Regions from separate parts of the Homo sapiens genome. Here region 2 is linked to region 1. A link is an interaction called in ENCODE POLR2A ChIA-PET data of the cell type or tissue named here. Cell type or tissue: PC-9. All regions are shown on one strand. Links, peaks and the distances in the headings refer to the core of each region. The heading gives the core; the rest is flanking DNA. Region 1 overlaps FNBP4 (formin binding protein 4). Region 2 overlaps CELF1 (CUGBP Elav-like family member 1).

What was found. ChIA-PET counts read pairs that join two places held together with the same protein. Peaks named below come from ENCODE experiments on the same cell type or tissue, not always from the same donor. Only the 100,000 strongest peaks of a DNase experiment are listed, where the experiment ranks them.
Region 2: POLR2A ChIA-PET joins it to region 1 with 18 read pairs; 2 of 35 experiments call an interaction of 5 or more read pairs at or near these places.

Annotation. Positions count from the first base shown.
Region 1 is chr11:47,732,715-47,745,558 of GRCh38, forward strand. It overlaps FNBP4 (formin binding protein 4), which reads right to left. Exons shown (of 17, transcript NM_015308.5): 8 at 11,239-11,449; 9 at 3,902-4,026; 10 at 1,311-1,415. Among named protein-coding and RNA genes, the nearest start is that of AGBL2, 24 kb to the left of the region's middle. In PC-9, for the core only: no CTCF peak of the experiment used is centred there; no DNase peak of the experiment used is centred there.
Region 2 is chr11:47,513,027-47,525,870 of GRCh38, forward strand. The region is part of intron 1 of CELF1 (CUGBP Elav-like family member 1); the gene reads right to left. Among named protein-coding and RNA genes, the nearest start is that of CELF1, 34 kb to the right of the region's middle. RefSeq lists silencers at 534-673, 11,812-11,871. In PC-9, for the core only: no CTCF peak of the experiment used is centred there; no DNase peak of the experiment used is centred there; H3K27ac peaks cover 3,951 bases.

The DNA of each region.
Region 1 (12,844 bases), core at 2,652-10,651:
CAGGAGACACAGGCAAAGGGGATATAAACCTTCTGCTCCAAGACTATATCCCTGTGCTCTGGCAGGACAGTAGACCAGAGAGGAAAATAAACCCCATCTTCATCTCATAAAATAATCTTAAGGCCGGGCATGGTGGCTCACGCCTGTAATCCCAGCACTTTGGGAGGCTGAGGCGGGTGGATCACCTGAGGTCAGGAGTTCAAGACCAGCCTGGCCAACAAGGTGAGACCCTGTCTGTACTAAAAATACAAAAATTAGCTGGGCTTGGTGGCAGGCGCCTGTAATCCCAGCTACTCGAGAGGCTGAGGCAGGAGAATCAACTGAACCCGGGAGGCGGAGGTTGTGGTGAGCCGAGATCATGCCATTGCACTCCAGCCTGGGCGACAAGAGTGAAACTCCGTCTCAAAAAACATCCCAAGTACGCAGCAGAGTTCTGAAAAATGAAATTGGGCTCCAGTATATTTTAACACTACCAACTCTCCAATATGTGTGAAAATGAGTAGTAGTAGTTTTGTCTTCCCTTTTGGACTTATTAAGATTGGTTTCCCCAGTAGTTTTACTTTTTTTGGGAGATAGTTCACTTATTCCAGTACTGTTAGTAATCACAGTTAAGGATTCAGTTCTTTTTTTTTTTTAGAGACGGACTCGGACTCTGGCTCTGTTGCCCAGGCTAGAGTACAGTGGAGCAATCTCTGCTCGCAACCTTCACCTCCTGGGTTCAAGCGATTCTCCTGCCTCAGCTTCCCGAGTAGCTGGGATTACAGGCATGTGCCACCACGCCCGGCTAATTTTGTATTTTTAGTAGAGATGGAGTTTCACCATGTTGGTCAGGCTGGTCTCGAACTCCTGACCTTGGTGATCTACCTGCCCCGGCCTCCCAAAGTGCTGGGATTACAGGTGTGAGCCACCGTGCCTGGCCAAGGGTTCAGTTCTTAAGAAAATCAGTCAGCTTCCTACAGGAGCTCCTTACCTAATCCTGCCCTGCCATTTTGTAAAGTATGCAGGTTACAAATAGGACTCAACTTTTCTCTTTAAACAGACTTATAATGCTTTAACACTTACAAAGTACCTTCAACATTACATGGCCTCATCTGACCATGATAATATAATTTTAATTTGTGAGAAAAAAGTCTATTTACTGTGCTTTGGTTAACACAGTTTTATTTCCTGGATTGTCGGCTCAAATATTCTTCAAGGTTAAAAATTTAAATTTAGGCTTAAAATGTAAGCAAGACAGAATCGTTAACACATACAGCATTTCATTCAAACACTTAACTGTTTATGCCAAAAAAAAAAAAAAAAAGACTTACCTCAGTCTGTAAGAGCAGCACATGAAAGTTGGAGATGGATTGTCTATTAATGCCTAGAAACTCGAATTTACTTGTCAGGGTATTTGCCAGTTCTCCAATCTGAAACTACAATGCAAAAAAGAAAAAAAGTAAAACTAGAATCCGTAACATTTTCTGTATTATGTACAATCCTTCATTTATTCTTATAGATATTAGAAATATGGGTCTGCCTATAAACAGCCTTCCCCAAACAGCTGTATTTAGTTATCCAGAATATAAAATTCTAATTTATAGTAACATAATACACATAACAAAGTGACAAATAATGACAGGAATCAAATGCATATCTACATAATCACAATGCATTTTAAAAATTATTCAAAACAATTATTTTGTTTCAGACAAAGGTCTTGCTATTGCCCAGGATGCTCCTGAACTCCTGGTCTCAAGTCAGCCTCCTGCCTTAGTCTCCCAAAGTGCTGAGATTACAGATGTGAGCCACTGTGCCCAGCCCATCATAATGCATTCTAATACAACATGGAATTCAATAGTTGCAAATGGATCCCAATATTGAAAAGCTAAACTCAAAGAGTAGAATTAGAATGGTGGTTGCTAGGGGCTGGAGACAGGGGAATATGGGGAGATGTTGGTCAAAGAATACAAACTTTCAGTTATAAAATAAATTTTGGGGCTGGGTGTGGTGGCTCACACCTGTAATCCCAGCACTTTGGGAGGCTGAGGCAGGTGGATCACAAGGTCAATAGATAGAGACCATCCTCGCCAACATCGTGAAACCCCACCTCTACTAAAAATACAAAAATTAGGTGAGGATGGTGGTGCACACCTGTAGTCCCAGCTACTCGGGAGGCTGAGGCAGAAGAATTGCTTGAACCTGGGAGGTGGAGGTTGCAGTGAGCCAAGATTGTGCCACTGCAATCCAGCCTGGTGACAGAGCAAGACTCCATCACCCCAACACCCCCCCCCCCAAAAAAAAAGGAAATCTAAAGCACAGCATGGTGACTACAGTTAACAATACCTGAAATTTGTTAAGAGTATAGATCTGATGTATCATCCCCACATACAAACACAAGACAACTCTCCAAGGTAACGTGATATGTAAGTTACTTTACCTGGTTTGTGATAATCATATCATAATATATACATATAACAAATTATGACATAGTACATGCAAGATATATGTATAGTCAACTACAGCTCAACAAAGCTGGAAAAAATAGATCCTGAATGATATAAATACCAATATTGTCAAATTGCCATTTATCCATTAATTGCTTATATTAGCCACCTGCTGAAGCCTGAAACAAAATTAATTATTCCAGTCCCTTCTACTTGGTTGTTCCCTAACTAGTAACTGGATACTCTTTCAAGTCAAAAGAATATGTTAAGTGGTTTTTCCAACAGACCACCCTTAAATAGCTAATACTTATTTGGTCTAACTCTCCCATGAGATTAGGTTAGAAATGCAATTCAAACTAAATTTGCCTTTGTGTAAAGACAAGTATTTCACACAGGAATTAAATCTGTGACTTTTCTCCCAAACTAGAGAAGCCTATAAGCTACTGCTTCTCAAACAAGAGGCTTAATTTGAAGAAAGCAATTGAGCAGTTAGAATTTTAGATAATTTCTCAGTATCAAGTCAGCCTTAATTATTTCAGACTTAAATATGATCTTTTCACCTAACCAAGTAAACAATTTAGGTTTGGAAACAGTAAAGATTATTTTTACTACTTGTTAACAGAAAGCAGTTTAATAAATGGCATTAAAAAAAAATGGGGCCCGGTGCGGTGGCTCATGCCTGTAATCCCAGCACTTTGGGAGGCCGAGGCAGGTGTATCACGAGGTCAGGAGATCGAGACCATCCTGGTTAACACGGTGAAACCCCATCTCTACTAAAAATAAAAAAATTAGCCAGGCGTGGTGGCGGGCACCTGTAGTCCCAGCTACTCGGGAGGCTGAGGCAGGAGAATGGTGTGAACCCAGGAGGCGGAGCTTGCAGTGAGCCGAGATCATGCCACTGCACTCCAGCCTGGGAAACAGAGCGAGACTCCGACTCACAAAAAAAAAACACTTGCCAGGCGTAGTGGTGGGTGCCTGTAATCTCAGCTACTTGGGAGGCTGAGGCAGGAGAAGTGCTTGAACGTGGGAGGCAGAGGTTGCAGTGAGCCAAGATCGGGCCACGGCACTCCAGCCTGGATGGCAGAGCAACACTCTCTCTTGGGAAAAAAAAAGAAAAAAAAAAAAAATTTGGCGGGCCGGGCGCAGTGGCTGACGCCTGTAATCCCAGCACTTTGGGAGGCCAAGGTGGGGGAATCATGAACGCCAGGAGTTCGAGACCGGCCTGGCCAACATGGTGAAACCCCGTTTCTACTAAAAATACAAAAATTAGCTGGGAGTTGAGGTGCGTGCCTGTAATCCCAGCTACTGGGGAGGCTGAAGCAGGAGAATGGCTTGAACCCAGGAGGCAGGCAGAGGTTGCAGTGAGCTGAGATCGTGCCACTGCACTCCAGCCTGGGTGACAGAGCAAGACTCCGTCTCAAAATAATGATAATAATAATAAAAATTTGTCAAGTTGCATTAAGTAATATACATACTTTCAAATCCTGTTCTTCTTCTACTTTTGGTGTTGTCTGTACTTTTATTTTCTCTGGAGATTCTTCTACTTCCATCTCTTTATCTGAATTCTCATCTATTTTTTCTGAATTTTCAGCACCAATTGCTGTAAAAAAAACATGTAAAATTAAACCAAAGTACCAATACTTATAGAACACTATATACCTTTTCCCCCATAGCAGATATCTGCAAAAGATTATTAGTTCTTTCTCTCTTGCCTGTTTTACTTACTTGTTAAAACTCTTCAAACATGTCAGCCTACTGTCTATATAACCCAAAAACAATTCAGGGCCGGGCACAGTGGCTCATGCCTGTAATCCCACCACTTTGGCATTTGGAGGTGAAAAGATCACGAGGTCAGGAGATCGAGACCATCTTGGCTAACACAGTAGAACCGTCTCTACTAAAAATACAAAAAATTAGCCACGCATGGTGGCATGTGCCTGTAGTCCCAACTGAGGCAGGAGATATGCTTGAACCCGAGAGGCGGAGGTTGCAGTGAGCCGAGATTGCGCCACTGTACTCCAGCCTGGGTGACAGAGTGAGACTCCATCTCAAAAAATAAATAAATAAAATAAAAATCCTTTATAATCAACTTTCTTAAAATACATCTATAAGTAAAATTTACTTTAGCCTATCAAATTACCCTTAAGTTTCTGCTTTCCCCTTCTCCTTAACATCTTTTCTAATCTTCTCTTCCAGAATACCACTGCTTCAATTACTTATAATAGCTAGACAGCAAACCTGAGTATGTAAGAATTCTTTAACAAGTTGCAGGGGAAGGTGCTCAAAAGAGCAACATTATTAGCATTATTATTTTTTAGAGACAGGGTCTCATTCTGTCGCCCAGGCTGGAGTGCAGTGGCATGATCTCGGCTCACTGCAGCCTCAACCTCCTAGGCTCAACGGATCCTCCCACCTCAGCCTCCCAAGTAGCTGGGACTACAGGCAGGTGCCACCGTGTTCAGCTAGTTTTTGTATTTTTAGTAGAGATGGGGTTTCACCATGTTGCCCAGGCTGGTCTCAAACTCCTGGACTCACGCAATCTGCCTGCCTCAGCCTCCCAATGTGCTGGGATTATAGGTGTAAGCCACTGCACCCAGGCTGCATCATAATTTTTTTTTTTTCTGAGATGGAGTTTCGCTCTTGTTGCCCAGGCTGGAGTACAGTGGCGTGATCTTAGCTCATTGCAACCTTTACCTCCCAGGTTCAAGTGATTCTCCTACCTCAGCCTCCCAAGTAACTGGGATTACAGGCATGTGCCACCAAGCCTGGCTACTTTTGTATTTTTAGTAGAGATGGGGTTTCACCATGTTAATCAGGCTAGTCTCGAACTCCTGACTGGTGATCCGCCCGGCTAGGCCTCTCAAAGTGCTGGCATTACAGGCGTTAGCCACCACGCCCGGCATGCATCATTATTTTCAAACCATCTGGTAACTTCCTTCCTGAACTGGTGAAGACCTACAGACATCTATATTGAATCCACCTACTTAGTTGGTGCTATTGGTAATGGGAATCTCCAAAAGAGAAGAGGTCTACCAACTTAAAACGGAGCACACAATATGAACTCTTTTATCTTTGCTTTCCAACACCTGCATACTCAAACTAATTCACACAGTCTGAATGACTGCCAGTTAAAAAGCCAAAAATGGCCGGGCATGGTGCCTCACGCCTGTAATCCCAGCACTTTGGGAGGCCGAGGAAGGTGGATCACCTGAGGTCAGTTCAAGACCAGCCTGGCCAACACGGTGAAACCCTGCCTCTACTAAAAATACAAAAAATTAGCTGGGTGTGGTGCTGGGCGCCTGTAATCCCAGCTACTCAGGGGGCCGAGGCAGGAGAATCGCTTGAACCTGGGAGGTGGAGGTTGCAGTGAGCCGAGATTGCACCATTGCAGTCCAGTCTGGGCAACAAGAGCAAAACTCCGTCTAAAAAATCATCATAATTTTTTAAAAAGCCAAAAATACCTCAAATGTGAAAACCGTGACTTTGGGTAATCCTTCATCTTCAGGATTAAAAGTAAAAATGTAACTTTAAATAGCTTTTAATATTTTAAACTTTTTTTTTTGAGATGGAATCTTTGTCGCCCAGGCTGGAGAACAGTGGAGCTATCTCGGCTCATTGCAATCTCAACCTCCTGGGTTCAAGCAATTCTCCTGCCTCAGCCTTCCAAGTAGCTGGGGCTTCAGGTGTTTGCCACCATGCCCAGGTAATTTTTTTTTTTTTTTTTTTTTTTTTTTTTTTTTTTTTAGTAGAGACAGGGTTTTGCCATGTTGGCCTGGCTGGTTTCAAACTCCTGGCCTCAAGTGATTTGTCCACCTCAGCCTCCCAAACCGCTGGGATTACAGATGTGAGGCACGGCGCCTGGCTTTTTTTTTTTGAGGCACGGTCTTACTCTGTTGCCCAGGTGGGAGTATAGTGGTATGATCACAGCTTATTGCAGTCTTGACCTCCTCCAGCCTCATTTTTTGTTTTTTAGTAGAGACAAAGTCTCACTATGTTGCCCAGTTTGGTCTCGAACTCCTGAACTCAAGTAATCCCCATGCCTCAGCCTCCCAGAATGCTGGGATTAAAGCTGAGCTATTGCATCCGGCCTAAAACTTTTTATTAAGTCCTTAACCTTATAATATAATAGCCTGGCTCTCCTTTTACCTGATCGTTAATATTCCCTCTTTATTATCAAATTGTCTGAAACAAAATCTTCCCACTAATCCCATTTATTAATTTTTAATGCCATTATATATTAAAAGTCTTCTATCTGGTGGCAGGTCCAAGAATTTAACAATTTTAAGGATGGCTAGAGTTAAAGACTAGAATGTTTTGGAGGGCAAGTACACAGGCTCTATTAAATTAGAATGCACACACCCCTTTGACCTGGCAATATACCACTAGGAATCTTTACTGCTGTGAAACTAGAATGTACATAAAATATATTCATCAGGATGTTACCACAGTATTATTTATTGTGAAACAGGTTAACAAATGCATATAATATAAAGAATAAAATTAGCTCAGTGAGGTGGCACAAGCCTATAATTCCAGCACTTTGGGGGAGCGAGGCAGGAGCATCAATTGAGCCCATGAATTCAAAGCTGCATTATGATTATGTCAACTATATTCGGCCTGGATGACAGAGTAAAATCTGTCTCCTTTTTCTTTTGAGATGGGAGTTTTGCTCTTGTTGCCCAGCCTGGAGTGCAATGGTGCGATGTTGGCTCACCACAACCTCCATCTCCCAGGTTCAAGCGATTCTCCTGCCTCAGCCTCCCGAGTAGCTGGGATTACAGGCATGCGCCACCACGCCCGGCTAGTTTTATGTATTTTTGTTTGTTTGTTTGTTTGTTTAGTAGAGACAGGGTTTCTCCACGTTGGTCAGGCTGGTCTCGAACTCTCAATCTCGGGTGATCCGTCTGTCTCGGTCTCCCAAAGTGCTTGGATTATAGGCGTGAGCCAGGCCAACATCCTCTCTCTTAAAAGAAACAAAAATTCAAGTAAATTGGTCAGGCGCAGTGTCTCACGCCTGTAATCCAAGCACTTTGGGAGGCAGAGACGGGCGGATCACCTGAGGTCGGGAGTTCGAGATTAGCCTGGCCAACATGATAAAACCCTGTCTGTACTAAAAATACAAAAATTAGCTGCGCAAGGTGGCGTGCGCCTGTAATCCCAGCTACTCGGGAGGCTGAGATAGAACTGCTTGTACCCGGGAGGTGGAAGTTGCAGTGAGCCACGATCGTGACACTGCAGTCCAGCCTGGGTGACAGAGTGAGACCCCGTCTCAAAAAAAAAGTAAATATAACATGGCTTATTAAAATATCAAAATATTAACATGTTAATATTGAGTCTTCCCAGGTTTCTCTGCCATCACAGCCACACCAGATATGACCTCTACCCTCATGGTGCCAGTCATTATGTTCCTTTAGCTTCCTCATGGACAGATCTTTAAGCACAACATACATATGTATTTGTTTTTTTTTTCCCCGAGACAGTCTCACTCTGTCGCTTAGGCTGAAGTGCAGTGGCACAAACTCGGCTCACTCCAACTTCCGCCTCCTGGGTTCAGGTGATTTCCTGCCTCAGTCTCCCAAGTAGCTGGGATTACAGGCGAGCACCACCAGGTGCAGATAATTTTGTATTTTTAGTAGAGACGGGGTTTCACCATGTTGGCCAAGATGGTCTCGATCTCCTGACCTCGTGATCCACCTGCCACGGCCTCCCAAAGTGCTGGGATTACAGGCATGAGCCACTGCACCCAGCCACATTTTTTTTGTGTGTGTGATGGAGTCTCATTCTATTGCCCAGGCTGGAGTGCAGTGGTGCCATCTCAGCTCACCACAACCTCCACCTCCCCAGTTCAAGAGATTCTCCTACCTCAGTCTCCCAAGTAGCCGCCACGCCCAGCCTATTTTGCAGTTTTGGTAGAGACGGGGTCTCACCATGTTGGCCAGGCTGGTCTCGAACTCCTGACCTCAGGTGATCCACCCACCATGGCCTCCCAAAGTGCTGGGATTACAGGCGTGAGCCACCGTGCGCCAGTCTGTTTTTCTTTTTCTTTTGAGGCAGGGTCTTGCTCTGTCACTCAGGATGGACTGTAGTGGTGTAATCATAGCTCACTGCAGCCTCGAACTCCTGGGCTCAAGCTATCTTCCTCCCTCAACATCCTGAGTAGCTGGGATTATATCCGTGTGCCACCACACTGGCTAATTTTTAAAAAACATTTTAGAGACAGTGTCTTGCTATATTGTCCAGGCTGGTCTTGACTCCTGGCCTCAAATGATCTTTCCGCTTTGCCCTCCGAAAGTAAATATTATTGTTTCTATGATTAAGCCACATTGATGCACATAACTATGGTATGTTCACTTTGTCACTGCTGCTTAGTATTCCTTTCTAAGAATATACCACAGGGCTGGTCGCAGTGGCTCACGCCTGTAATCCCAGCACTTTGGGAGGCTGAGGCGGGTGGATCACAAGGTCAGGAGTTCAAGAACAGCCTGGCCAAGATGGTGAAACCCCATCTCTACTAAAAATACAAAAATTAGTCAGGCGCAGTGGCAGGCGCCTGTAATCCCAGCTACTCGGGCGGCTGAGGCCGGGGAATCGCTTGAACTCGGAGGGTGGAGGTTGCAGTGAGCTAAGATCATCCACTGCACTCCAGCCTGGGCGACAGAGTAAGACTCCGTCTCAAAAAAAAATAAAAAAATAAAGAATGCACCACAATTTATCTATGATACCTCTAATGGACATTTGAGTGCTCTATAGGGTTTTTTTTCATAGCACAAATGCAGCAATTTTTTTTAGTGAAACATGGACACAATTTAAATGTCCATCAACAGTGGGCAGAGTTAAATACGCACATCTACACCACTCAGTTTTAACCAATGAACAATAATTTTTAAGGCACGTTGTTAAGTGAAAACTGTATGTTGCCTAATAATCTATATGCTCTCATATATGGTAAAATTTACATATATACACATAAACACACTCATACATACCTAACTGTAAACGTATATAAAGAACATGGTCTGGAAGGATATATGTTTATAAAGGACAGAGAAAATAGCTGGGCACAGCTGGGATTACATGCCTGTACTCCCACTGCTTTGGGAGGCCAAGGTGGGCAGATCACCTAAGATCAGATGTTTGAGACCAGCCTGGCCAACATGGTGAAATCCCATTTCCACTAACAACACAAAAACTAGCTGGGCATGGTAGCAGGCGCCTGTAATCCCAGCTACTCAGGAGGCTGAGGCAGAGAATTGCTTGACCCCGGGAGGTGGAGGTTCCAGTGAGCAGAGATCGTACCACTGCACTCCAGGCTGGGGGACAGAGCAAGACTCCGTCTCAAAAAAAAAAAAAAAAAAAAAAAAAAAAGGACCACGGGGTAGGGAATGAGAATAATGAAAAGATAAAGAGGATTTACAGAATTTTCCTTTATGTTATTTCGAACTGCCAACTGAAAAGAAAAAATTCAGGCTAGGGGTGCTGGCTCATGCCTGTAATCCCAGCACCTTGCAAGGCTAAGGTGGGCAGGTCACCTGAGGTCAGGAGTTCGAGACCAGCCTTGCCAACATGGTGAAACCCCATCTCTACTGAAAAATACAAAAAATTAGCTGGGCGTGGTGACGGGCGCCTGTAATCCCAGCTACTCAGGAGGCTGAGGCAGCAGAATCACTTGAACCCAGGAGGCACAGGTTGCAGTGAGCCAAGACTGCACCATTGCACTCCAGCCTGGGCAACAAGAGTGAAACTCCGTCTCAAAAAATATAAATAAAAAGAAAAGAAAAAATTCAAACAAGGATGTCTTTCTTTATTTAACACCTGTATTGTTGTTTTTTTTTTGTTTGGTTCTTTGTTTCTTTTTTTTCTTTTATCAAGAAACAAGGGTCTTGCTATGTTGCCCAGCTAGCCTGGAACTCCTAGGGTCCAGGGATCCTTCTGCCTCAGTTTCCTGTGAAGCAGCACTGGGCTGTTTTTGAACCACGATCCATAAAAGTATTTTCTTCTAGGTGTACTCAACTAAGGTTTGGCGTCCTTATCTTACTGCTGACTTTCCACTACAGAATTAGGGCCACAGCTGAAAGCGGTGGCTCACGCCTGTAATCCCAGCACTTTGGGAGGCGGGCGGATCAACTGAGATCAGGAGTTCGAGATCAGCCTGGCCAACATGGCGAAACTCCGTCTCTACTAAAAATACAAAAAATAGCCAGGCGCGGTGGCAGGCACCTATAATCCCAGCTACTCGGGAGGCTGAGGTAAGAGAATTGCTTGAATCTGGGAGGCGGAGGTTGCAGTGAGCCAAGATCATGCCTTTGTACTCCAGCCTGGGTGACAGAGTGAGACCTCCGTCTCAAAAAGGAAAAGAAAAAAAAATAATTAGGGCCAAATGGAGATTAAAATATTAGCTTCATCCAGGGATCTCTGAAAATAGATTAAAAAATGCAGCAGGAGCTCTTCGACCTTACCATGAATGAATGATAAGGTCCTTATTACCTGAATGAAGACAACTTGGGTCCTCATGACACAATCAAACTCTCTACCCACCCACACAGAGGCTGGGCAACGTAGACAGAGAGAAGAAATGGGACTGGACTCTGAATACACCACCATCCAGTGGGTGTCAGCCTCTCAGGCTCTTACTCCTCTACTAGAAAAAGATCTGGAAAAGGTAGAGAGGTGGATGGAAGCTTCCTTCCCAGCACTTCTCCCAAAGAGTAAAAGTACAATCTCCTGTTTTGTTGAAGAGGAAACAAAAAAAGACAAGAGTTTCCTTCCCCTCTATATCTTTCAACTCTGAAGTTTAATGTGAAGCACAAATTACCAGTTTCTCCATTTTCTGGAGTATCTCGTCCAGTTTTACTAGAACTCCTACTGGTAGATTCTGGACTGGTAGCTCGAACAAACATCTTCCATTTTCCTCTTTTAGACATAAGCCTACGCATTCCATCTTGAGATGCTGGCTGGCTGATATCAGAACGTGGACTAGACCCTGACACACTACCATCTCCTTCCTCCAAGGCTCGCAACTCTGCCTACAAAGAACATGACAATTAAGTTAGTGTCATTAACTGCTTATTAATATGTATAATCAGAATAATAAACAAGACTATGTTGTTGAAATTTAAATTCTTTGAGAACAGAAAGCACTTTTTTTTTTTTGGAGACAGGCTCTCCCTCTGTTGCCCAGGTTGGAGTGCAGTGGCATGATCATGGCTCGCTGTAGCTACAACCTTCTGAGCTCAAGCAATCCTCCCACCTCACCCTTCCAAGTAGCTGGAACTACAGGCACATGTCATCATACTTTTTTTTTCTAGTAAGAGATGATATCTGGGTATGTTGCTCACATTGGTCTCAACTTCTGGGCTCAAGTGATCTCCTGCTCAGCCTCCCAAAGTCCTGGGATTACAGGCATGAGCCACTGCACTCGGCCTACTCACTCTATTTTTATTTTTTAATTTTGCCCATTTTTTTGTGGGTACATAGTAAGTGTATATATTTATGGGATACATGAGATGTTTTGACACAGGTATGCAATGTGAAATAAGCACATCATGGAGAATGGGATAACCATCCCCTCAAGCATTTATCCTTTGAGTTACAAATAATCCAACTTCATTCTTTAAAGTTATTTTATAATATACAGTTATTATTGACTAGTCACCCTACTGTGCTATCAAATAGTAGGTCTTATTCATTCTTTCTGGTTTTTTTCTGGTACCCATTTGTATAAGTCTGAGTAATGTCAAGTCTCTTTATTGATTATCAACTACCTGTTGTGGGAAGTCAGGGATCCTGAATGGAAGGACCAGCTGAAGCCATGGCAGAGGAACATAAATTGTGAAGATTTCATTTTAATATGGACATTTATCAATTCCCAAATAACACTTTTACAATTTCTTATGCCTTTCTTACTTTAATCTCTTAATCCTGTTATCTTAGTAAGCTGAGGATGTACATCACCTCAGGACCACTGTGATAATTGTGTTAACTGTACAAATTGATTGTAAAACGTGTTTGAACAGTATGAAATCAGTGCACCTTGAAAAAGAACAGAGTAACAGTGATTTTTAGGGAACAAGGGAAGAAAACCATAAGGTCTCACTGCCTGCAGGGTCAGGCAAAAAGAGCCATATTTTTCTTCTTGCATAGAGCCCATAAATGGACATGCAAGTAGGGAAGATATCGCTAAATTCTTTTCCTAGCAAGGAATATTAATATTAATATCCTGGGGAAGGAATGCATTCCTGGGGGTAGGTCTATAAACTGCCGCTCTGGGAATGTCTGTCCTATGCGGTTGAGATAAGGACTGAGATACGCCCTGGTCTCCTGAAGTACCCTCAGGCTTATTAGGGTGGGGAAAAACCCGGCCCTGGTAAGTCTGTGGTCAGACTGATTCTCTGCTCTTGAACCCTGTTTTCTGTTGTTTA
Region 2 (12,844 bases), core at 2,592-10,591, 220 kb before region 1:
TCTTAGAATGGTCCCCTCTTGGACTTCCAATCCCTAGAGGATGGGACTAGATTAATCTAGACTAACACTAGGTCATCTAAAACTATAATTGTATTTTCTCTAAACAAGTTTTTAAACAGCTATCTAGTTTAGTCCACATCACATACAATTCACCTCATTTAAAATGTTGTTAGTGATTTTAATCTCATTTCAAAATGTTGTTAGTGAACTATGTTTCAACTTTCTCATTTATATTCATATCCACAGAACACCTGAATAAAAGTAACACATATCAGACCTTCAATTGTTGAACTTAATTCCCCAGTTTATCTGGTGTAATTTGTAAAGTTTCTATGAACTTTCCTGAATTGAGACATACTTGCACTTCCTAGTTTTTTGGGGGTTTTCCCCCCTGAAATTGCAGGTACTGTAAAAGCAACATGTGGGCAGCACCCCCTCTTTTTTTTTTTTTGAGACAGAGTCTCGCTCTGTCACCCAGGCTGGAGTGCAGTGGCGTGATCTCAGCTCACTGCAAGCTCCGCCTCTCGGGTGCATGCCATTCTCCTGCCTCAGCCTTCCGAGTAGCTGGGACTACAGGCACCCGCCACCACGCCTAATTTTTTGTATTTTTAGTAGAGATGGGGTTTCACCATGTTAGCCAGGATGGTCTCGATCTCCTGACCTCGTGATCCGCCCACCTCGGCCTCCCAAAGTGCTAGGATTACAGGCGTGAGCCACTGCGCCCGGCCACCCTCTTTTTTTTTTTTTAAACAAAATATTTCATAAGTATTCCTTCCTGTTTTAATTTTTCCATTTCCCCAACTTTAATTAATTATACTTACAACCATATTTTGGTTTATCTTCTACCAGGATTTCTTCCATGCATACAATAAAATGTACAAACACTCAAATACACAAAATTTTCCTTTTTTTTTTCCCCCCAGATGGAGTCTTGTTCTGTTGTCCAGGCTGGAGTGCAGTGGCATGATCTCAGCTCACTGCAGCCTCTGCCTCCCGGGTTCAAGCAATTCTCCTGCCTCAGCCTCCCAAGTAGCTGGGACTACAGGCGTGCACCACCACACCCAGCTAATTTTTGTATTTTTTAGTACAGACAGGGTTTCGACATGTTGGCCAGGCTGGAACTCCTGACCTCAAGTGATGGGCTCACCTTGGCCTCCCAAAGTACTGGGATTACAGGCATGAGCCACCATGTCTGGCCTCAAATACACAGAATTTTCAAATTCAATATTATACTAAGTATAATACTGCACAACCTACTTTTTTGCACCTAACAATGATAAACATTTTCTCGTAAGCAGCCATTATTAAAGGATCAGAGCCACAAATGGCCTAAAGCTTGACTCTGCCAATAGCATCCTTGCATATTCACAACCAATAAATAGAACTACCTCCCTAATCTAGCTCACCTCCCATTTAGTTATATGATCTTTCCATGAGTATATAAGCACCTAAACCAGAGGTCGTCTCACCTGAGAGACACCCTATTTTAGAGGCACTCAGATGAGGCAAACAGAGCATGCAAAAAACATTTTTAAAAATCTCTTTTTGGCCAGGCATGATGGCTCATGCCTGTAATCCCAGCACTTTGGGAGGCCAAGGCAGGAACATCTCTAGCACCCAGGAGTTTGAGACCAGCCTCGGCAACATAGCAAGACCCTATCTCTACAAAAAAAAAAAAAAAAAAAATCAGACAGGCATGGCAGTGCACGCCTGTAGCCCTAATTTGGATGCTGAGGTAGGAAGATTGCTTGAGTCCAGAAATTTGAGGCTGCAGTGAGCCATGATCGTGCCACTGCACTCCAGTCTGGCTGACAGAGCAAGACCTTGTTTCAAAAAATAAAATAATTTAAAAAATCTCTTTTCCTATTTCCTCCCCAAATGCCCACACACTGGGTGTAACTCTCAAATCCCCCGTATTTCCTCTCTGCTCCCCAAACAGCTTCCTACTGTGGTGAGAGCTGGGAGGTGGGAGGAGGAATCTAATTCTTTCTATAGTTCCTGTTTCTTTACCATGGCAGTACTGTCAACAATGGACAACAAATTGCTGGATGCAGCAGTAGCAATTTACATATGGTAGCTAAGCTAATGCACAGCTTTCTCTGGGCAGAATTACTAACGCTTCTACCTATCATTGCAGTTTGAACCCAATGTTCCAGGCACACCAGTGTTAAGTATTTGCCTGGTGGCTTCTACCTTCAAAGGCACAGGGAATGATACACAGAAGTAATACACAGAAGTGAGGGAGGTGGAGGGAGTGGGAGCTCTGAACCCACCGAGGGAGGGTGCTCGCTCCAAGGACTGTGACACCAGACAAAGTACCTAATTCAAACCCAAAGGCTCAGTCATTCAACCTTTCCATAATATTCATGATCACTTGCTCAAATCTGGCATGTTCTAAGACCACAGTTCCTTCTTAGTTTCACTGCCCTGCCATGAGGCCAAATCTGTCTTATCTAGTGAGTCACTACTGCTCCTCTTTCCAACTGCATTTTGATTTCAGCCCACTTGTGCAGCTCATCAGGGCTGCACCATATGTTAGTACCATGTAGGCAGAATGTGACTAATTTTTTTCTCAAGCCCTGTCAGAGCGACTTTTAAAATCACCTTATAATCTTGATGTCTCTTGCGGAGTCATTATAACACATAACCTTTGGAAAGGACTATAATTATTTTTCTGAGTGCTCAAAGGAGATTCTTCAGCATTTTCATTCCCATTTTTCAGATGAAGGAACTAAAGGGAAGATAAGGGATTAAGAGACCTGGGTTCCACAACCAACCACTGGGACTTGGACTTTCTTGAGTCACAGTGCTGTATTTGGTAAAATAAGGCAGCTTGTAAAATGCCTTTTATTGGGAAACTCAAAATATTACTTTGCCTCTCTTTATTATTTACTTATTTATTTTTTTTTAGATAGAGTCTTGCTCTGTCACCCAGGCTAGAGGGTAGTGGTGCAATCTTGGCTCCCTGCAACCTCTGCCTCCCGGGTTCAACATGGTGAAACCCTATCTCTACTAAAAATACAAAAATTAGCTGGGCATGGTGGCAGGCGCCTGTAATCCCAGCTACTTGGGAGGCTACGGCAGGAAGAATTGCTTGAACCCAGGAGGTGAACTGAAATCATGTCACTGCACTCCAGCCTGGGTGACAGAGCAAGACTCTGTCTCAAAATAAAAAATAAAAATAAAAAGAGAGAGAGAAAAGGACTGAATGGCCCATGGACCACAAATGTTTTTTGAATTGGTCAAGATCATAATAAGTGAGTGAAAGTAATGCTCTAATACACTGAAAGTAAAATAGAGATGACTTGCAGATTTAGCTAGTATCACCAAATTCCCCCGAATTTAGTTTAAAAGGAAGGCGAGCAGCTGCTTCCACCTCCTCTAGGCAACCTGCCTCTTCTCCAACAATAATAGCAATAATGGTTGCTACAGCTGATAATTAAGCTCATCTCAAGAGGGTTTCTTAAATCTTCCGGGTATTGCAGATCCTATGTTTATTCTAGCAACTCTTTAGGGTAATTGCTTGACTGACATTGCAATTATTAGGCCTCCCCATCTCCATTAATAATATTCTCTTTTTTTTTTTTTGTTTGAGACAGAGTCTCGCTCTGTCGCCTAGGCTGGAGTGCAGTGGCATGATCTTGGCTCACTGCAATCTCTGCCTCCCAGTTGTAAGCAATTTTCCTGCCTCAGCCTCCCCAGTAGCTGGGACTACAGGCCCAAGCCACCAAGCCTGGCTAATTTTTATATTTTTTTAGTAGAGACAAGGTTTCATCATGTTGGCCAGGCTGGTTTTGAACTCCTGACCTCAGGTGATCCACTTGCCTCAGTGTCCCCAAGTGCTGGGATTACAGACATGAGCCACCACGCCCAGCTCACTAGTATTTTTCAATGGATAATATCACTTGCAAAATATAAAAAGGGATAGTATCTCATCAATATTGAAAACTGAGCTGAGCACAGTGGCTCACACTTATAATCTCAGCACTTTGGGAGGACTGCTTGAGCCCACAAGTTCCAGACCAGCCCAGGCAATATAGTGAGACTTATCTCTACAAAAAAATTCAAAAATTAGCTGGGTGTGGTGGCACGTGCCTGTAGTCCCAGTTACTTGGGAAGCTGAGGCGGGAGAATCACTTGAGCCCAGGAGGTCGGGCTGCAGTGAACTGTGATCATGCCACTGCACTCCAGCCTGGACAACTGAGAGAGAGCCTGTCTAAAAAAACAAACAGAGAAAAAAAAAAAAAAAAAAAGACATGCCCTTTGAATTCAGCAATCCCAGTTCTAGAAATATAGTTTACAAATAATCTTGTATCTGATGTATACAAAGTATGCAAAGGGGCATTCATAAGAACATTGTTTACATCAGCAAAACCTGAAAACATATGCCCATTAATTGAAGGCTATTAAATACAGTATAACCATACAACAGAACACTATGTAGCTATTAAAGAAAATAAGGCAGCTAACTGATCAAGACGTATTCATATAATAAGAAAGGAATTACACATGGCTTGTATATGAACAGAGTATCTCTGGATGGATAAAGAAATAACTGCTAACAGTAGTTGTAGAGGTGGAACAGTGGTTGAATTGTTTACATGTGAACACGTTACCTATTCTACAGAAATTTTTTTTTTTTTGAGACGAAGTTATGCTCTTGTTGCCCAGGCTAGAGTACAATGGCGCAATATTGGCTCACTGCAACCTCCGCCTCCCGGGTTCAAGCAATTCTACTGCCTCAGCCTCCCGAGCAGCTGGGATTACAGGCACCTGCCACCAAACCCAGCTACTTTTTTGTATTTTTAGTAGAGATGGGGTTTCACCATGTTGGCCAAGCTGGTCTCGAACTCCTGACCTTAGGTGATCGACCTGAAGTGCTAGGATTACAGGCACGAGCCACTGTGCCCGGCCTACTGAAAATTTTTTTAAAGAAAACTTGAGCTTTTGGAGCATGGCAACCTAGCCTGCAGACACCGTATCCCCTTGTCCACTTCCCCCTGCAACCCATAAGTCCATTCCTACCACTTAAAAAAAGGAAAACTCGTGGAACTATAAAGCACAAAGTAAAGAAAAACCTCAACTCATACTCTTTTCCAAAACAGCATTTTGGTTTTGTATTTTTTTCCTGCTTTGCCTGAAACTTCTGTGTGGAAACTGCCATTGTCCAGGTGATCCAGCAGTATATCATAATTACATCACACCATTTTAAATGACCCCAGCAACTCAAATAACGTTCATGCAGCTGGGACCTCATCATGTATGGCCTATTTACAAAGTCTGAAGCTATTTCAATCACTCAGCTGTATAGCTATACATTTTCTTCAATCAACCTTTCCTGCCAAGGCAAAGTGCAACATTAGCTGGATTCCAGTAAAGAAGGCAAGGGACAGGGTGAGATAATATGTCAAAACAAGTTCTATAAATACAGCTTTTGGCTTGTATCTCAAAAAGGAATCAAAAGAGCTTCAAGTTTAAACAGAAAAACCCTACAGTCCCTGCAGTATCTTACTTGAAGGCTCTAGAGAACAGAAGACACCAGGGAACTGGAATCTTATTTCTCACACTGTAATATCTTGTCTCTCTCTCCCTTATCTCAGGGGCAGGTTTAGATGCAATTGCAAGCTTTATCATTCCAACTCTGCATCTCCCCTGCCTCTTTTCTTATCTTACCACCTCTACCCTACCAAACACATCAATTTCCTTCCTCTCTGTGAGGCTGCTCCACCTCTTAGGCAGACAGGCCCAATACACACAACATACAACAGTCTTTCCTTAGCACTAGCCACCTAACTTCTATCATCTCCAAAATCCTTGACCAAGCAGCCAAGAACCCTGCCTTTACCATCTGCCCCAACCTCACCATCAAACACACGGGCACTCATGCGGGATGCTTCCATATGGTCTTGTTTCAGGAGCTTTGCCCTGTTCTGTTGAAAAGCAGGAAACTTTATTTTCTTTCTGTTCTTAAATTCTTAATTCTATAAAACTAGAGAAACCAGAAACTACTTCTGTAGAGACACTTCCTGAGACAGTTAGGTTATAGGCCAGAAAATGCAAATTTTGTACCTCTGCTTCAGCCAATCAGGGAACATGTTCAGCAAAGCTTGATTCACCCTAAAGGACGCACAGCCCTAAGACAAATTCTATTCTATTCTATTATCACTTTTTAAAAAAAGTTACTTTGGCTGGCCTGTAATCCCAGCATTTTGGGAGGCCGAGGCAGGTGGATCACTTGAGGTCAGAGTTCGAGACCAGCCTGGCCAACGGGGTGAAACCCCATCTCTACTACAAATACAAACAAATTAGCCCGGCGTGGAGGCGGGAACCTGTAATCCCAGTTACTTGGGAGGCTGGGGCAGAAGAATCACTTGAACAGGGAGGCACAGGTTGCAGTGAGCTGAGATCACACCACTGCACTCCAGCCTGTGTGACAGAGCGAGACTCCATCTCTAAATAAATAAATAAATAAATAAATAAATAAATAAATAAATAAATAAGGTACTTCAATTATCATGCTTTCATCACTCTGCAATTGTGCTCCTAAAGGTGCTTCTCGCCGGGCGTGGTGGCTCACGCCTATAATCCCAGCACTTGCACTTTGGGAGGCCAAGGCGGGTGGATCACAAGGTCAGGAGATCGAGACCATCCTGGCTAACACGGTGAAACCCCTACTGAAAATAAAAATTAGCTGGGCGTGGTCGTGGGCGCCTGTAGTCCCCGCTACTCGGGAGGCTGAGGCAGGAGAATGGCATGAACCCAGGAGGCGCAGCTTTTAGTGAGCTGAGATCGTGCCACTGCATTCCAGCCTGGGCGACGGAGCCAGACTCCGTCTCAAAAAAAAAAAAAAGGAGTGCTTCTCACATTTAAATACCCACTTAAATCATCTGTCACATCCTTCAAATCACTCCTAAAAAAACTCAACTGTTCCACAAAATTTAACTTGTCAGTGCTTTGATTTCATTTTTACAAAAACAAGCTCTTAAAAAAAAAAGCCAGGAGATCTATCAATCAAAAAAGCAACTACATTTTTAGAAAACATCTACTATATACCCAGAACTAAAGAGGATACCAAAAAAAAAGGCACAATCCCTGTCCTTAAGGAGTTAATGGTCTTGTTCAGAAAATACGACTTGCACTAGAAACAAGAAACATGGGAGAGCATCTATCTAAGGGAAAATGTTACCATAAATGTGAAAGACTTAAAAAATCTCAGGAGAGCTGATTCTTATTTCCCTGTCTAAATCAAATTTTTGTGCTATTTCATCACACTGTCCATGATACAATACATTTTTTGCTACCCTCCACTGAATTACATGGCCTACTAATAATTCCTTCATCATCATTTCTTTTGAACAGACTTCTCTGTGTTTTCCTGTCACTCTCACACAGATTATAAGTTTATGGATATGGCAAAACTTGCTGGTTCTACCTTCCCATGCTCCCCTTGTAAGGGCATCTCCGGAAGATGTGTGGTGCAGGAACGAGGTAAAGAAGCAGGCCAGGCACTGTGGCTCATGCCTGTAATCCCAGCACTTTGGGAAGCCGAGGTGGGCAGATCACTTGAGCTCAGGAGTTCAAGACCAGCCTGGGCAACATGGCAAAACCCTACCTCTACCCAAAAAATACAAAAAAATTAACTGGGCATGGCGGCATGTGCCTGTGGTCCCAGCCACTCAGGAGGCTGAGGTGGGAGGATCACTTGACCCTGGGAGCAGAGGTTGTGGTGAGCCAAGATTGTGCCACTGCCCTCCAGCCTGGGTCAGTGAGAACCAATCTCTTCCTGCGCTCCCCCCCGACCCAAAAAAGGCTAAAATTAATTCTGCTTTCAATATCTTCAGTAAATAGTCTGGTACTAGTGGAGATAAACTAGTAATTTTAGAGATGTTTCACAAACTTGTTACTTGGCTTGCTGTTCTTTACCACCAATAAATGAACTAGAGGGCCGGGCGTGGTGGCTCACGCCTGTAATCCCAGCACTCTGGGAGGCCAAGATGGGCGGATCACGAAGTTAGGAGATCGAGTCCATCCTGGCTAATACAGTGAAACCCCATCTCTACTAAAAATACAAAAAAATTAGCCGGGCATAGTGGCGGGCGCCTGTAGTCCCAGCTACTCCGGAGGCTGAGGCAGGAGAATGGCGTGAACCTGGGAGGCGGAGTTTGCAGTGAGCCGACGTCGTGCCACTGCACTCCAGCCTGGGCGACTGAGAGAGACTCCGTCTCCAAAAATAAAAAATAAAATAAAAAATAAATGAACTAGTACAGTTGATGGTGATCTGCAAAACCAAAATCATATAGTTATTTTCATAAGGAAATTCTAAAATGAAAATGGGTTAGACTGATTCATAATTTAATAATCTCAAATAACAAAGTGTGCTAATAAAATAGACAAATATTTACTACAAACCCACAATGTACCCTATACCTAGACTCTAGAGTCATACCACTGCTTTCTAATCCCAGTTTTGCTGCTTACTAGCCAGGTAACTGGGGAAATTGTTTAACTTCTTCATAAATACCTCTGTTTCTTCATGCACAAAATGGTTACACAAACAGTATCTACCTTACAGGATATTTGTTAGAATTAAATTTATACATGTAAAGCATTTAGAATAGTGCCTGACACATAGAAAGTGCTCAATAAACATTTGCTACTATTATTATTCTGGGCACCAAGCTTGGTGTTTATGGTGGAAAAGAATGAGTCCCAAAAAATTTCAGCCTGTTACATGATGATTCTATCTCTTCAAAATAAAGTACCTGATCTTAAGATGTACTGTACAACGCTCAATGGTTATGTTACTCAAAGACAACAGGTTCATCTGTTTACTGAGCTAGAAACATAGTGTGTAGTTTCACTTTTTAAAATGCAACAGCTATGCTGATTTTTTTTTTTTTTTGACACGGGTTTTGCTCTTGTTGCCCAGGCTGGAGTGCAATGGCATGATCTCAGCTCATCACAACCTCCATCTCCCGGATTCGAGAGATTCTCCGGCCTCAGCCTCCCGAGTAGCTGGGATTACTGGCATGTGCCACCAAGCCTGGCTGATTTTTTTGTATTTTTAGTAGACACGGGGTTTCTCCATGTTGGTCAGGCTGGTCTTGAACTCCCGACCTCAGGTGATCTGCCTGCCTCGGCCTCCCAAAGTGCTAGGATTACAGGTGTGAGCCACCTTGCCCAGCTGAAATTTTTTTTATCATTAACACTTGAAGTAGGCCGGGCATGGTGGCTCAAGCCTGTAACCCCAGCACTTTGGGAGGCCAAGGCAGGTGGATCACCCGAGATCAGGAGTTGGAGACCAGCCTGGCCAACATGGTGAAACCCCATCTCTACTAAAAATACAAAAATTAGCTGGGCATGGTGGTGGGCGTCTGAAGTCCCAGCTACTACTACGGAGGCTGAGTCAGGAGAACCCGGGAGGCAGAGGTTGCAGTGAGCTGAGATTGTGCCATTGCACTCCAGCCTTGGTGACAGAGCAAGATTCTGTCTAAAACAACAACAACAACAACAACAAAACGCCAGGCACAGTGGCTCAGGCCTGTAATCCCAGCACTTTGGGAGGCCAAGGTGGGTGGATCACCTGAGGTCAGGAGTTCGAGACCAGCCTGGCCAACGTGGTGAAACCCCATCTCTACTAAAATACAAAAATTAGCCAGGTGTGGTGGCATGCGCTTGTAGTCGCAGCTACTCAGAGGCTGAGGCAGGAGAATTGCTTGAACCTGGGAGGTGGAGGCTGCAGTGAGCTGAGTTCGTGCCACTGCACTCCAGCCTGGGCAACAGAGCGAGACTCCATCTCCAGAAAAAAAAAAAAAAAAGCAAACTTGAAGTAATAAAATAGGCTTCATTTATTTAAAAAAAAAATTGGGTACCTGAGATTATTCCAAAATATTTCCTAGCAGGAGGGGGAAGTGAATAGGTAAGAATTCTGGCAGCAATAGGCTGACAGATCTTGCACCTCCAACTGGGCCTGTTAGAGTCCAGTATATCTTCATTATGGATTACCAAACCACTTGTTCTGAGAACACTTATTTATGTATAAACATTTATTCATTCCTTCCATCAAACCAAAAAAAAAATTTCTTTCATGAAGCTTTCAAAATGGACACACTGGAAAAATATAAACTAATAAAATGAGACCAGGGAAGTTATAAATTTTAAAAAAGGCCAAGAACAAAAAGAAAGCTAGAATATAGGTGTGCTAATCAGAGTGTCACTTACTGAGGCTGAGCTGTAAAATCAAAGAGCTGCCACTGATTTTAATCTCCAATGACAGGCTCTACATAGGGTGCACAATGATTCATAGTATAAATGGGAAAACATTAGGACAGTAAAATGAGAAGGGCACTAAGAATAGCCAAGAAAGAGAAGATGAAGCAGATATAATGCCACACTCAAAAGAATTTGGAAAGTCAGTAAATATACAGGATCCAGGAGAGGCTAAGCACCAGGTCCTAGACCCTAAACAAATAAGCATCCAAAACCTACAATGCACAAGGTGCAGAAGAGATCCCTAAGTGATTCAGAGCCAGAATACATCAGTGTATAGTCACACAGAACTCTGCATCCATACCACACAGCCACAGAAGAAGCTGCCTCAATCAAGGTGTTTCTCCAGCATTTAATAACGTCCTTTCCTCTCCTCATTGACTACAGTTACAAATAGTATGGGCAGAGAACTGTCTCATCCCCACTCAGCTGACAAGTTCTATTCCCAACACTGCATGCTTATGACTCATGAGGGGATGGGGGAGGGGAGTGAAAGGAAACTGTAAAACAAAGCAACAAACTTGAATTTAGACTTACACTGACCAGGAGTAAGAATTCATCACTGTTTAATTAGAATATCTCATAACAAACCAAGAAAGTATCCTTTTAAAATACAGTAACAAACCCAGTATCTTCTGAAAATAACCTGAAATTTGTCTACATGTCATGTCTTCTGCTATTCCTTAAACAGACATGACACCAAAAGGCATTACAAGGCCTCTGTAAGGCCAAACTTTACAAAGCACTCAAACAGCGCAAACAGCATAGGTTGCTGTGGGGCCCAAAGCAACAGGGCATTCCCCACAGTTCCTTTCCTGGCAGACAGCGAAGTCAACACACTTAACCCCTACTGCACTCTTTCAAGATGTGCACTAAATCATTTCTTAAAGGGGTGGAGGTGCCTCATCTTTTTATACTCAAATTTTATGTCAAAAAATTTGAGTGCCAGGAAAGGAATTCAATACCACCCCAAGAGCTGATCTTTGTGACCTGTAACAAAACAAAGAGGAAAAAAAAAACACTACCACTTCAACAAGGTATGTTTCTAAGGGAACCCAAAGACCATTTCTGACATCACATTTCCCTGTTTGGTACCCTCTCGCCAAGACGGTATTTTGTTAAATACAAATCTTGTCTCCTCACCCCATCCCTAACAACCTGAAGCATTCTCTACAATTTACAATTGACAAACCTGAACACAGCAAAACAACAAAGACAAACGAGTCACCTCTTTCACTTGAAAACCTCAGTCCTCCACAGAGACGCACACAGACAGACAGATGGATGCACGTAAGAACACAAACTGTGTGCCCTGGCTGAGTCCTGAGCAGGTCTGAGCCGGTGCGGGTGCCAAAGGGTGGCCACACGGCCTAGCTAGTGGGCTGCTCCTGCTGTTGCTGTACAAATATAGCAAGCTAAAAAGTGGAACAGCAGCTTCAGCAGAACAGATTCTGCTCCGTGCTCAGAGAGGGAGGAGCAGGGAACTGAACAGCTTTACCCATACATGGTTGCTGAAAGGGGGCCATTAGTGAAAGCCCAATTATCTCACACACATGCATTCTGTTCACATGCTCCAGACAAAAAACAGAAACACACAGGCTGGTACTTGAAATAAGGTTTGAGATATTCTATTTCAGTCAAGGAACTTCCAAATAATTTCAGTCACTGACACCAAGAATCCCTCAGCCACGGGAAATGGAAAAGACATTTGAAAACCTTTACTAGGTCAGATTCTTCCCAGATCAGCAGTAGTGGTGAGGCTCAATTTATCATTTAAATCCTAAAATTTAACATGCAAAAAAAGGTTATTCTCCATTCGAGTGAACAATGTTAACTTTCACTAGTTCCTTGCTGCTTTCAGAATGAAGGTCTCATTCCAACTGTGTATGTTTTGAGCTCTTTTTTATTTTATGGTTGATACAAGTTAAAATAAACTCTAATATAATTTTTAAAATCTATGTCTGAGGATGATGGCTTATATAACCAGAAGCCAAATATTTGTGTTCCAAAAATTATTTTACTTAGAACAATTCATTTAGATTCACTTCAATGTGAAGTATGTGAAAAGCTTAATTGCTGACCAGAGTGAATTTTCCAACAATAAGAAATGCATGGCTGATTGGCTCAAATGATTCTATTCTTCAGCCCTTACTGAAGTACTTAGTGCATACCACCTATGTAATTTTATTCCCCCCTTATAGAGATGGGGTTTCACCATGCTGCCCAGGCGGGTCTCAAACTCCTAGGTACAAGTGATCCACTCACTTCGGCTTGCCAAAGGGCTGGGATTACTGGCATGAGCCACCAAGCCCAGCCTGGTTATGTATTTATTCGGTATCATAGGGGCTACAGCACAAATCAAAACCATAGTATCAGTGACCTCCAATCTAATTCCTAGATGAGATTAACATGAGATATTAATAATAAAGGCAGACAGTACATGACTACTGCACTAAAGCGTGGGGTACAAACTATAAATGCTATACACATTAAGAGAAGAGAGGCTGGCCTTGATAGCTCACATGTATAATCTCAGCACTTTGGTAGGCCAAGGTGGGTGGACCACTTGAGCCCA